2 separate regions of the Homo sapiens genome follow, and region 2 is linked to region 1. A link is an interaction called in ENCODE POLR2A ChIA-PET data of the cell type or tissue named here. Cell type or tissue: OCI-LY7. All regions are shown on one strand. Each heading gives the region's core, and the rest is flanking DNA. Links, peaks and the distances in the headings are about the cores only.

Region 1 (5,373 bases), core at 180-5,179:
TCAAGCAGTCCTTGTGCCTCAGTCTCCCAAGTACCTGGGACCACCGCCGCCTGTCAGTACACCCAGCTAATTTTTAAAAATTATTTGTAGAAACGAAGTCTTGCTATGTTGCCCAGGCTGAACTCAAACTCCTGGGCTCAAGCAATCCTCCCACCTCAGCCTCCCAAAGTGCTGGGATTACCAGCACATGCCACCACACCTGGCCTAACATTTTTGTTTTGTTTAGAGACGGAGTTTCGCTTTGTCACCCAGGCTGGAGTGCAGTGGCACCATCTTGGCTCACTGCAACCTCCGCCTCCCAGGTTTGAGCAAATCTCATGCCTCAGCCTCCTGAGTAGTTGTGACTACAGGTGTGTACCACCATGCCTGGCTAATTTTTTGTATTTTAGTAGAGACAGGGTTTCACCATGTTGCCCAGGCTGTCTCAAACTCCTAAGCTCAGGCAGTCTGCCCGCCTCAGCCTGCCAAAGTGCTAGGATTACAGGCATGAGTCACTGTGCCTGGCCTGGCCTAACATTTTTGAAAGTGTGGCTGCATCACAAGAGACAAAGCTGCTGTGACCCAGGTCTTATGCTTCTGGAGCTGCCAAGTGCAAACAATAGCTCAGCCACTGGGCACTGCCTGTGACGGGCAGCATCTATGGTAGGTGGCAGCTAGAGGCCCCACAGCCTAGGAAGGGCCTCCCAGAAGTTTTTATTTTGACTTAGAATCGAGGCTTTCAGTCTCAGCTTTGCCAGCAGCTGAGACCCATCTGAACCAAGGTTTCTTCTGAGAAACAAGGGTGAATTTGGACTTAAGGCATGTCATATTTGGCATGGTGTTTTTAAGTTTCTACTCAAACGTTGAGACATTTTATATAAAAGTCCAGAATTTGGGGCCAGAATTTTCAGGCCAGGATGTTCAGAGAGGCTTTGAGGAGAACCCCCAGCTGCTCCTAGTGCTAGGATAGAGAGGTGGGAGGGGTAAGGTAAGAAAGGCCAGAGATGATATCCAAGCTGCTGATGTTGCCAGATTGTTTTGAAAACAAACAACAAACAGTGGGGAATCTGGTCTACCCAGCAACAATTGAAGGTGAGTACTGGCTGCCGTTTTAAACAGGACTAGCCCTCTCCAGCTCAACACAATCCCAACCTAGTGTGCTTCCCTTATTTAAGATTCCTGACATAGCCTTTGAGTTCATGTTCCTTGAACTAGATGGTTCCTTCAGCTCTAACATGCAATAATAACAACAGGCCAGGCATGGTGGCTCATGCTTGTAATCTCAGCACTTTGGGAGGCCGAGGTGGGAGGATCTCTTGAGCCCAAGAGTTCAAGATCAGCCTTGGAAACATAGTGAAACCCCCATCTATACAAAAAGTAAAAAATTAGCTGGGTGTGGTGGCACATACCTGTAGTCCCAGCTACTAGGGAGGCCGAGGCTGGAGGATGATCACTTGGTCCCAGGAGTTGAGGCTGCAGTGAGCTATGATGGTGCCACTACTACACTCCAGCCTGGGTGACAGAGCGAGACCCTTTGTCAAAATAATTATAATAAAGATGATAACAATAACAATAATAGCTATCATTTATCAGTGCGCCAGGCCCTATGGCAAACAACTTGCATATGTTAACTTGTTTCAGACTTACAAAACCGTGTAGGGTAGGATTATTAGAAGAGAAAGCTGAGTTTCAGACCTGTAGGAAAGTTTGCCCAGTGTCACTGGCCAGTAAGCAACAGAGCTAAGACTTGAACCTGGGGCTGCCTAGGTCCAAGGCATGATTCTAACATCACACTATCCTGCCACTATTAGAGTATCTTTGCCAGCCTAACTTCATTGCAGCTGGAGCCAGAATAGCAGCAAGTGTTTTATAAATGTAAATACCCCATATTCAGGGGACAAGCTGTGGAAATGCAGGCGAGTGTGTGCCCAGGTGGCAGGAGATCAGGAGGTAGGGAGATGATGGGGAAATCGCAGGTCACAGCATCTGGGCACCTGAGGCCAAAGTGCTTCAGGGTTGGCCTCAAGAGAAGACAAGAAAGATGAGGTGGGGGGAGGAGAGAGGAGGCCAGGCTGTCTGAGAGTCCCTGGGGAGAACCTCCAGGTGTTCCTCCTGCTGAGATAGGCAGGTGGGAAGTGAGAGAAGCGAGCGCTGATGACTGAGCTGCTGGCGTTCGCAGGAACCTAACTGACTCGGTGGTTGGAGCGGGGGAGTGAGGTTAATGGGAATCAGGAGGCTCTCTGAGCCCCGGGGCCTAGTCTTCCTCGTTCTTGTTCCCCTCTCCTTGCCTGAGTGGTCTGTGGTGACCAGCCAGGTTCCTTTACAGGAAACAGCCCAGCAACCTTACAGGGGGAAAAATGGAGTCCTCCTTAGGTGCAGAAACACAGCAACTTACCTAAGGTCTTGGGGCCCCCTCCCAGGGCAGTGCATCGAGGTGGGACGTGAGAAGAGAAAAGGGCTTGTCCAGAGGCGCGCGGTTCCACAGCCCATAAGGTTGGGGGTGGCCCGAACCTGAAACGGAGCCTTGGCCAGGATCCTGCAACCAAAGTCTGAAGCGCCCCCCGGTGGGGGCCGAGAGCGCTGCAGGCAGGTGGCGGCGCGGGGCAGGCGGGCGGGCGAAGGGAGCTCCGGCTACGCAGAGAACGCGGTGCGCCCCCTTCCCACCTGCGCGAGGGCATCCTGCCCGGGGGAGGAAAGGCGGGAGTCCGAGGCGGGTCGGATTCCCAGCCAGCTCCCTCCTCACAGGAGGCGGCCCATTATCCGGCGTCGTTAAAGAGCAATTAGATGGAAATTAAGCCGAGAACAAGTATTGATTATCTCATTAAGGCCGGGGGAGCCCGCTCAGTCGGGGAGAGTTTACCGCCGCTCACCCCATTATCTGCAAGGTGAAAGCCTGCGGTCATCAAAACCCAGTGATGTATCGATCTTGCCCCCATCCCCAAACCCATTCCACCCCTCCCCCCTAGAGTAAGTGGGTTCTAGAGAGGTGACACCAGGGGTGTGATGAGCTGGAGGAAGAGCTCAGGCCCCTACTGTCTCTCTTAGCACTTTCTCTTTAGTTCCCTTTATTTCTTCAGTTTCTGGTCCCAAATTTCTTTCTTTCTTTTTTTTGAGACGGAGTCTTGCTCTGTTGCCCAGGCTAGAGTGCAATGGCGCGATCTCGGCTCACGGCAACCTCCGCCTCCCGGGTTCAAGCGATTCTCCTGCCTCAGCCTCTCGAGTAACTAGGATCGCAGGCATGTGCCTGCCACAACACCCTGCTAATTTTTGTATTTTTAGTAGAGACGGGGTTTCACCATGTTGGCCAGGATAGTCTCGAACTCCTGACCTCAGATTATCCTCCCGCCTCAGCCTCCCAAAGTTCTGGGATTACAGGCGTGAGCCACCGAGCCCGGCCCACATTTCTTCTAATGGTGGGGAGGGAGGGAAACCAGAGACAGTTCACCTCTCTCCGAGATTGGAGAAAGAGGACTTCTGTGGTTTTACATCCAAAGAAGAGAAACTGGAGTTGAGATGTAATTGAAAGAATTTGCCCCTGTTGACACACAGTACAGGGCACCCCTGCGCCCCGAACTCCTTTACCTCCCAGGAGAGGTTGAGTTCTGGGTCACCATCATCGCCAAAGGAAGAGATTCCTAGGACAACCCCACAGGCTCCCCAAAGCCCAGCAACTTCAGAAGTCAGAAGGGGCTTCCTTGGGGTCCCTGATGGTGTGATCTTTGTAGAAAAATCACAGTGTCGAAGAGGAAAGTTTTCATCCTGGCTTTGCTTCTAACTGGCTATGTGACCTCCTGCAAGTCACTCTGCCTCTCCAGACCACAGAGTCCTCAAAAGAATGGGGCCAGAAGAGCCCCAAGGCTCCAGTCCAAGTGCCTAGTTCCCTGCTGGCAGGCACTGGGGAGGCGGCTGTGTGCTCTGCTCCACCTGCCTCAGGAGCTCATGGTCCCAAGGGGGAGAAGACGCTGAACTGACATCATGGAAATCAGTGTTACAATTATAATAGGAGTCAGGAGAAAGAGTGCAGGTGCTGTGAGGAAGTTTAAGCAGCCAGGAGGCTTGCACAGGAAGCAGATATTCCAATAAACAAACCGGGGACAAGCCTGTTGCCCACTCATTCATTCAACACACAATTACTGAATGCACATCGGAGCCCCTGGTGAGCAAAACTGCGGCGTCTTCCCCCTGGAACCCACAGTCCAGTGAGGGAGCCAGACATCAATGATATAATCGCCCAATAATTGCCGCACAAATAAAGGCAAAAGCACAAATACGGTAGGTATGCTGAAAAGTATGACGGGGCGCACGGAGAGAGAATAAGAGAACTGAATTGAGGGAGGGCGGGGGCCAAGGAAGCCTGTCCAAAAAAGCGATGGTCGGCCATCATTTAAGGTTGGAAGTCCTTAAATCGAGGCAGCAGGAAAGCTGGAGGAGTCTCCTGGAGAGGGCGAGCCCTTCTTCCCCGAAGTGCCAAGACTTGCCTTCGAGCGCGCCCAGGTCGGCGACGCAGCAGAGAACACTGACGCTCGCAATCCCATTGCTGGACTCACCTGAGAGCCTCAGGTGCGCGGGCGAGTGGTAGGAGGAGAAGAAAGGAAGGCGGAGTGGAGCGACAGCAGCGGCAGGTGGTGCGCCCAGCCCGTGCCGGGTTGGCTCGCGCGAAGCGAGCGCCGCCGCCGCAGTATCTGGGCTCATCTCCCTGCCCCGGAGCCGGGCAACTATTAATCTTGGTTGACGGTTTCTAATGTCCTGGTTGGGAGGCGGGGAGTGCGGCCCAGTCCGCCCTAAAGGTAGAAGTGGTTAATGGGCCTCTTCATCACCGCCAGGAGCCGGTACCTTGCGGAGCGCGAGGGGCGCTGCAGCAGGTGAGCTGCAGAGCTGGCGGAGGCCCTTAATGAAGCTGCCCGGGCTGGGGCGGACGGAGAGGGAAGCCGGGGGAGGGAGGCGGTTCCAGGGGTGAGAGGTAGGTTCGTCCGCCCCGACAGTCCAGCTTTGGGTGTGTGGAGTGGGGGAGCTCACCTGGGCGCCCTTTACCTGAGGGGGCCTTCTGAAGGCGCAGTGCTGGGGTAGGATGCTGAGTTAGGCCTGCCTAGATATGGATCTTTTCTAAGGTGACAGGAGTTGGGTGGGATTGGGGTGGGAAGGGGGGGTGTCCGATAACCCGGGTCGTCCTGCAATAAGCGAGGACCAGACACAAATTGGGTGCTCCGAAATGTTTGCTGACCTGCAAGGCCTGTGCCTCACGTGTGCAGGGGAGAGATGTTAGGGTCAAGTGAGAATTTCGGGACCTCCGGACCCCAGTGATCAAGAGCGTCCTGTCTTTTTACTGCCGCTCCCGTTCCTTCTCTGTGACTCAGTTTCCCCTCTGAGGCGGGTTTTCAAGCTCCCCAGCCCTCC
Region 2 (5,373 bases), core at 230-5,229, 150 kb before region 1:
AAGGAGAATAGGAGGCTGGCCTATCACATGGTGAGAAAGTCAGTGGGGGACGGAGTGGGTGCCACACACACCCCTTTTTTTTTCTGAGACAGGGCTGTCCCCAGGCTGGAGTACAGTGGCACAGTCATACCTCACTGCAGTCTCCACCTTCCAGACTCAAGTGATCCTCCCCCATCAGCCTCCTGAGTAGCTGGGACCACAGGCTAACACCACCATGACCAGTAATTTTTTCATTTTTTACAGAGACGGAGTCTTGCCATGTTGCCCAGGCTGGTCTCAAACTCCTAGGCTCAAGTCATCCTCCTGCCTTGGCCTCCCAAAGTGCTGGGATTAAAAATGTGAGCCACTGTGCCTGGCCACCATACCCTTTTCAACAACCAGATCTCACGTGAACTCAGAGTGAGAACTCACTCATTATTGTGAGGACAGCACCAAGCTATTCATGAAGGATCCGCCCCCATGACCCAAACACCTCTCACCAGGCCCCACCTCCAACACTGGGGATTACATTTACTTACTTACTTTTATTCATTTACTTTTTGAGATGGAGTCTAGCTCTGTTGCGCAGGCTAAAGTGCAGTGGCACAATCTTGGCTCACTGCAACCTCTGCCTCCCGGGCTCAAGCAATTCTCCTGCCTCAACCTCCCAAGTAGCTGAGACTACAGGCGTGTGCCACTGTTAGGCCTCTGAGCCCAAGCCAAGCCGTGGCATCCCCCGTGACTTGCATGTATACGCCCAGATGGCCTGAAGTAACTGAAGAATCACAAAAGAAGTGAAAATACCCTGCCCTGCCTTAACTGATGACATTCCACCACAAAAATAAGTGAAAATGGCCGGTCCTTGCCTTAGGTGATGACATTACCTTGTGAAAGTCCTTTTCCTGGCTCATCCTGGCTCAAAAACTCCCCTACTGAGCATTTTGCGACCCCCACTCCTGCCCGCCAGAGAGCAAACCCCCTTTGACTGTAATTTTCCTTTACCTACCCAAATCTTATAAAACGGCCCCACCCCTGTCTCCCTTCGCTGACTCCCTTTTCAGACTCAGCCCGCCTGCACCCAGGTGATTAAAAGTTTTATTGCTCACACAAAGCCTGTTTGGTGGTCTCTTCACATGGGCGCGCATGAAAGCCACCATGCCTGGCTAATTTTTACATTTTTAGTAGATGGGATTTCACCATGTTGGCCAGGCTGGTCTTGAACTCCTGAGCTCAAGTGATCTGCCCGCCTCGGCCTCCCAAAGTGCTGGGATTACAGGCATGAGCCACCATGCCCGGCCTGGGGATTACATTTAAACATGAGATTTGAAAGGGACAAACACCCAAACACCTGTTCAATACAGGTAGTATATATATGTGCCTCTGCTTTAACAAGCCAGACATCCTTTCATTTTAGCATAGCAACATTGAATGGGAAACATCCCGTCTTTCCCACTTTTAGCCTTCAAGCTGCCTGTGCTCTGTGAGGCAGCCCCTGTCCCCACCCCAGATCTAGGAATGCCTGTTGCCAAATGAGGAGGAATGAGAACTTAGAGAGATTCCACAGGGGCTCTGCCAAGCAGACGTGATGCTCAAGAAAGAAAACTCTGGCCTCTGGGTGGACTCCATGTCTTTTGAGTCCTAAGTGCAGAAGGTGAAGAGGTGCCTAAGACTCTCACTGACCCGCCCACCTCTGCAGCACGACCTTCCAGCCCCAGTGAAATCTGTAGCACTATGTTCAACTTCCAGAATTCTGCCTTCAGTGTCAAGCGTGCAGGGTTCCAGGATTGTCCAGGCCTGGTGAAATATTGATATTCGTCTTCCCTGAAAGGATAAGTTGCGATCAACGTCATACATCTGTCAGATAGGAGTCAGCCCTTGGAACTTTCCGTAGGATTCTTTGCCACCCTCCACAGAATGCATGGTGGGTCAGATACTGTGACACTGGCCAATTCTCTCTCAGCAATGGTGGCAGGAGGTGGGTGAAGAGAGGGACAGTCGGTTGGCATCACCGTGAATTCTAGTTGTTTGCAGGGGATACAGCGTGGAAGAATATTCTCGGCCTCTGAGAAGAATTGGCCCTTCTATCCAGCTGGAGATACTCTTGAGGCACACAATTCCAACAGAGAGAGGGGCAACAGGTACCCCAAAGCTACCGGCAATTGCTTCAGTCAGCTCTGTTCAGTGGCAGGGAATGGGATCCTACCCAAAGTAGCTTGATATAACAGCTGCAGAGGATTCCTCTTTTTAGAAAAAGATTTTTATTTTCAATTTTTGTGGGTACCTAGTGGGTGTATATATTTACAGGGTACATGAGGTATTTTGACACAGGCATACAATGGGTAATAATTACATTAGGGTAAATGGGGTATCCATCACCTCAAGCATTTATCTTTTCTTTGTCTTATAAATAATCCACTTATATTCTTTTAGTTTTTTAAGTGTATAATAAATTATTGTTGACTGTAGTCACTCTGTTGTGCTATCAAATACTAGGTCTTAGTCATTCTTTCTATTATAACTAATATGTTTTTGTACCCATTAATCATTTCCTGCCTCCCTCAACCACTACTCTTCCCAGCCTCTGGTGACTATTGCTCCACTGTCTGTCTCCATGAGTTCAATTGTTTTAATTTTTAGCTCCCACAAATAAGTGAGAAGATGAGAAGTTTGTCTTTTTTTTTTTTTTTGTGAGATGGAGTCTCGCTCTGTTGCCCAGGCTGGAGTGCAGTGGCACAATCTCGGCTCACTGTAACCTCTGCCTCTCAGGTTCAAGTGATTTTCCTGCCTCAGCCTCCCAAGTAGCTGGGACTATAGGCATGCACCACCACGCCCGGTTAATTTTTTGTATTTTTAATAGAGACGGGGTTTCACCATGTTGGCCAGGCTGGTTTTGAACTTCTGTCCTCAAGTGATCTGCCCGCCTCGGCCTCCTGAAGTTCTAGGAATACAGGTGTGAGCCACCACGTCTGGCCAGAAGTTTGTCTTTCTGTGCCTGGCTTATTTCACCTAACATAATGATCACCAGTTCCATCCATGTTGTTGCAAATGACAGGATCTTTTTTTTTTTTTTTTTGAGATGGAGTGTTGCTCTGTCATTCAGGCTGAATTGCAGTGTCATGATCTCAGCTCACTGCAACCTCCACCTCCCAGGTTCAAGTGATACTCCTGCCTCAGCCTCCCAAGTAGCTGGGATTACAAGTGCATGCGACCATGTCTGGCTAATTTTTGTATTTTCAGTAGAGACAGGGTTTCACTGTATTGACGAGGCTGGTCTCAAACTCCTGACCTCAAGTGATCTGCCCGCCTCAGCCTCCCAAAATGCTAGGATTACAGGCATGAGCCACTGCGCCCAGCCAACAGGATCTCATTCTTTTTCATGGCTGAATAGTACTCCGCTGTGTATAAGTACCACATTTTCTTTATCTATTTGTCTGTTGATGGACACTTAGGTTGTTTCCAAATCCTGGCTATTGTGAATAGTACTGCAATAAACATGGCAGTGAAGATATCTCTTTGATAAGCTGATTTTCTTTCTTTTGGGTATATACCCAGCAGTGGGATTGCTGTGTCATATGGTAGCTCTATTTTTAGTTTTTTGAGGAACTTCCAAACTGTTCTCCATAGTGGTTGTATTACTTTACATTCCAACCAACAGCATACAAGGGTTCCCTTTTCTCCACATCCTCGTCAGCATTTGTTATTGCCTGTCTTTTGGATAAAAGCCATTTTCACTGGGGTGAGATGATATCACGTTATAGTTTTGATTTGCATTTCTCTGATGATCAGTGACTGAATACCTTTTCATACGCCTGTTTGCCATTTATATGTCTTCCTTGAGGACTCCTCTTTGACCCTTCCCTGGAGGTGGGCTGTAGCAGACAATGGGACCCCCACTCCACCAGACCTGGCTGGTTGGAGCAGGTAGGTACTGACCCAGACTGGGCCTGCCAGAGTCTTTCTCCTGGGCATTCGGACAAGGGCTAGACATCTCTGTGGCCGGACATCTCTGTGGCCACTTGAACTTGCATAATCTGGGGCTATTGACAGCCATGTTTAGCCTCATGCACATGGAGAATTGAAGGAAATTGGTCTCAAATAAGATACTTGAGACCATAGGCCCATTTAGAGAAGGTCTGCCTGGCTTTCAGGTCATCCTGAGACCCAGGTGTGCCACCTGTCCCAGGGTTCCAGGAGACACCTGCCATCCTTATAAGGACTACCCTTTTAAAGCCGGGTGTGGTGGCTCATGCCTGTAATCCCAGCACTTTGAGAGGCTGAGGCGGGTGGATCACCTAAGGTCAGGAGTTCAAGACCAGCCTGGACAACATGGTGAAACCCCGTCTCTACTAAAAATATAAAAATTAGCCAGATGTGGCAGCAGGTGCCTGTAATCCCAGCTACTCGGGAGGCTGAGGCAGGAGAATCTCTTGAACCTGGGAAGCGGAGGTTGCAGTGAGCTGAGATTGTGCCACTGCACCCCACTCTGGGTGACAAGAGCTAAACTCAATCTCAAAAAAAAAAAATAGACTACCCTTTTTGCGTAAGTTAGCCTGGGTGGGTTTCTATCAGTTATACCTCCAGAAAAGCCTAAGACAGGGTATATTATACGGGTTCAGAGAATGTCACAGAAAGAAGGGCAGGAAGCACACTGGGGCTCAGGAATTAGGAAAATTCTGTCTCTCTCTCTCTCTCAATTTGCTCATATGGTTCTCGTCTCTCCTATCTATCTCAGCAGGCTAGCTTTCTTCTTTTTTTCCACTAGTGAGTCCCCAACCAAATTGTTGTCCTAGTCCTGAATCTATACAACCTTCAGTTCCAGCCATCAGACTGTAATCCCTCCCTCTCAGTTGAAATATGAGGGAGAGGCCGGGCGTGGTGGCTCATGCCTGTAATCCTAGCACTTTGGGAGGCCGAGATGGGCAGATCACCTGAGGTCAGGAGTTCGAGACCAGCCTGTCCAACACGGTGAAACCCCATCTCTACTAAAAATACAAAAACTAGCCAGGCGTGGTGGCAGGCACCTGTAATCCCAGCTACTCGGGAGGCTGAGGGAAGAAAATCGCTTGAACCCAGGAGGTGGAGGTTGCAGTGAGCTGAGATCATGCCACTGCACTCCAGCCTGAGTGACAGAGCAAGAATCCATCTAAATAATAATAATAATAATAATAAAGAGGGGAAGAGGGCGAGAGAGAGAGGTTGATTCTGCCCTATGTCTTGGTTCCCCTTTGGGTCAAGTATCCACTCCTGCTCACACCGACCGTGACTGGAGGAGAAGGAGGCTCACACAGCACATTAATCAGTGCCCTCTCCCCGGCCTTTAAAGAAGAGACAGAAGTTTAACTCAAAGTAGCCCAAGGGGAAAGGCAGAAATGGCTTAGCTCCCATAAGTGATAC

What was found. Peaks named below come from ENCODE experiments on the same cell type or tissue, not always from the same donor. Only the 100,000 strongest peaks of a DNase experiment are listed, where the experiment ranks them.
Region 2: POLR2A ChIA-PET joins it to region 1 with 5 read pairs; 2 of 35 experiments call an interaction of 5 or more read pairs at or near these places.

Annotation. Positions count from the first base shown.
Region 1 is chr10:101,047,602-101,052,974 of GRCh38, reverse strand. No RefSeq gene overlaps it. Among named protein-coding and RNA genes, the nearest start is that of KAZALD1, 12 kb to the left of the region's middle. RefSeq lists an enhancer at 2,138-2,639 and a silencer at 2,458-2,647. In OCI-LY7, for the core only: CTCF peaks have their summits at 2,327 and 2,531 (motif pointing left); DNase peaks (open chromatin) are centred at 2,064 and 2,514; H3K4me3 peaks cover 840 bases; H3K27ac peaks cover 1,086 bases.
Region 2 is chr10:101,196,756-101,202,128 of GRCh38, reverse strand. No RefSeq gene overlaps it. Among named protein-coding and RNA genes, the nearest start is that of LINC01514, 23 kb to the right of the region's middle. In OCI-LY7, for the core only: no CTCF peak of the experiment used is centred there; no DNase peak of the experiment used is centred there.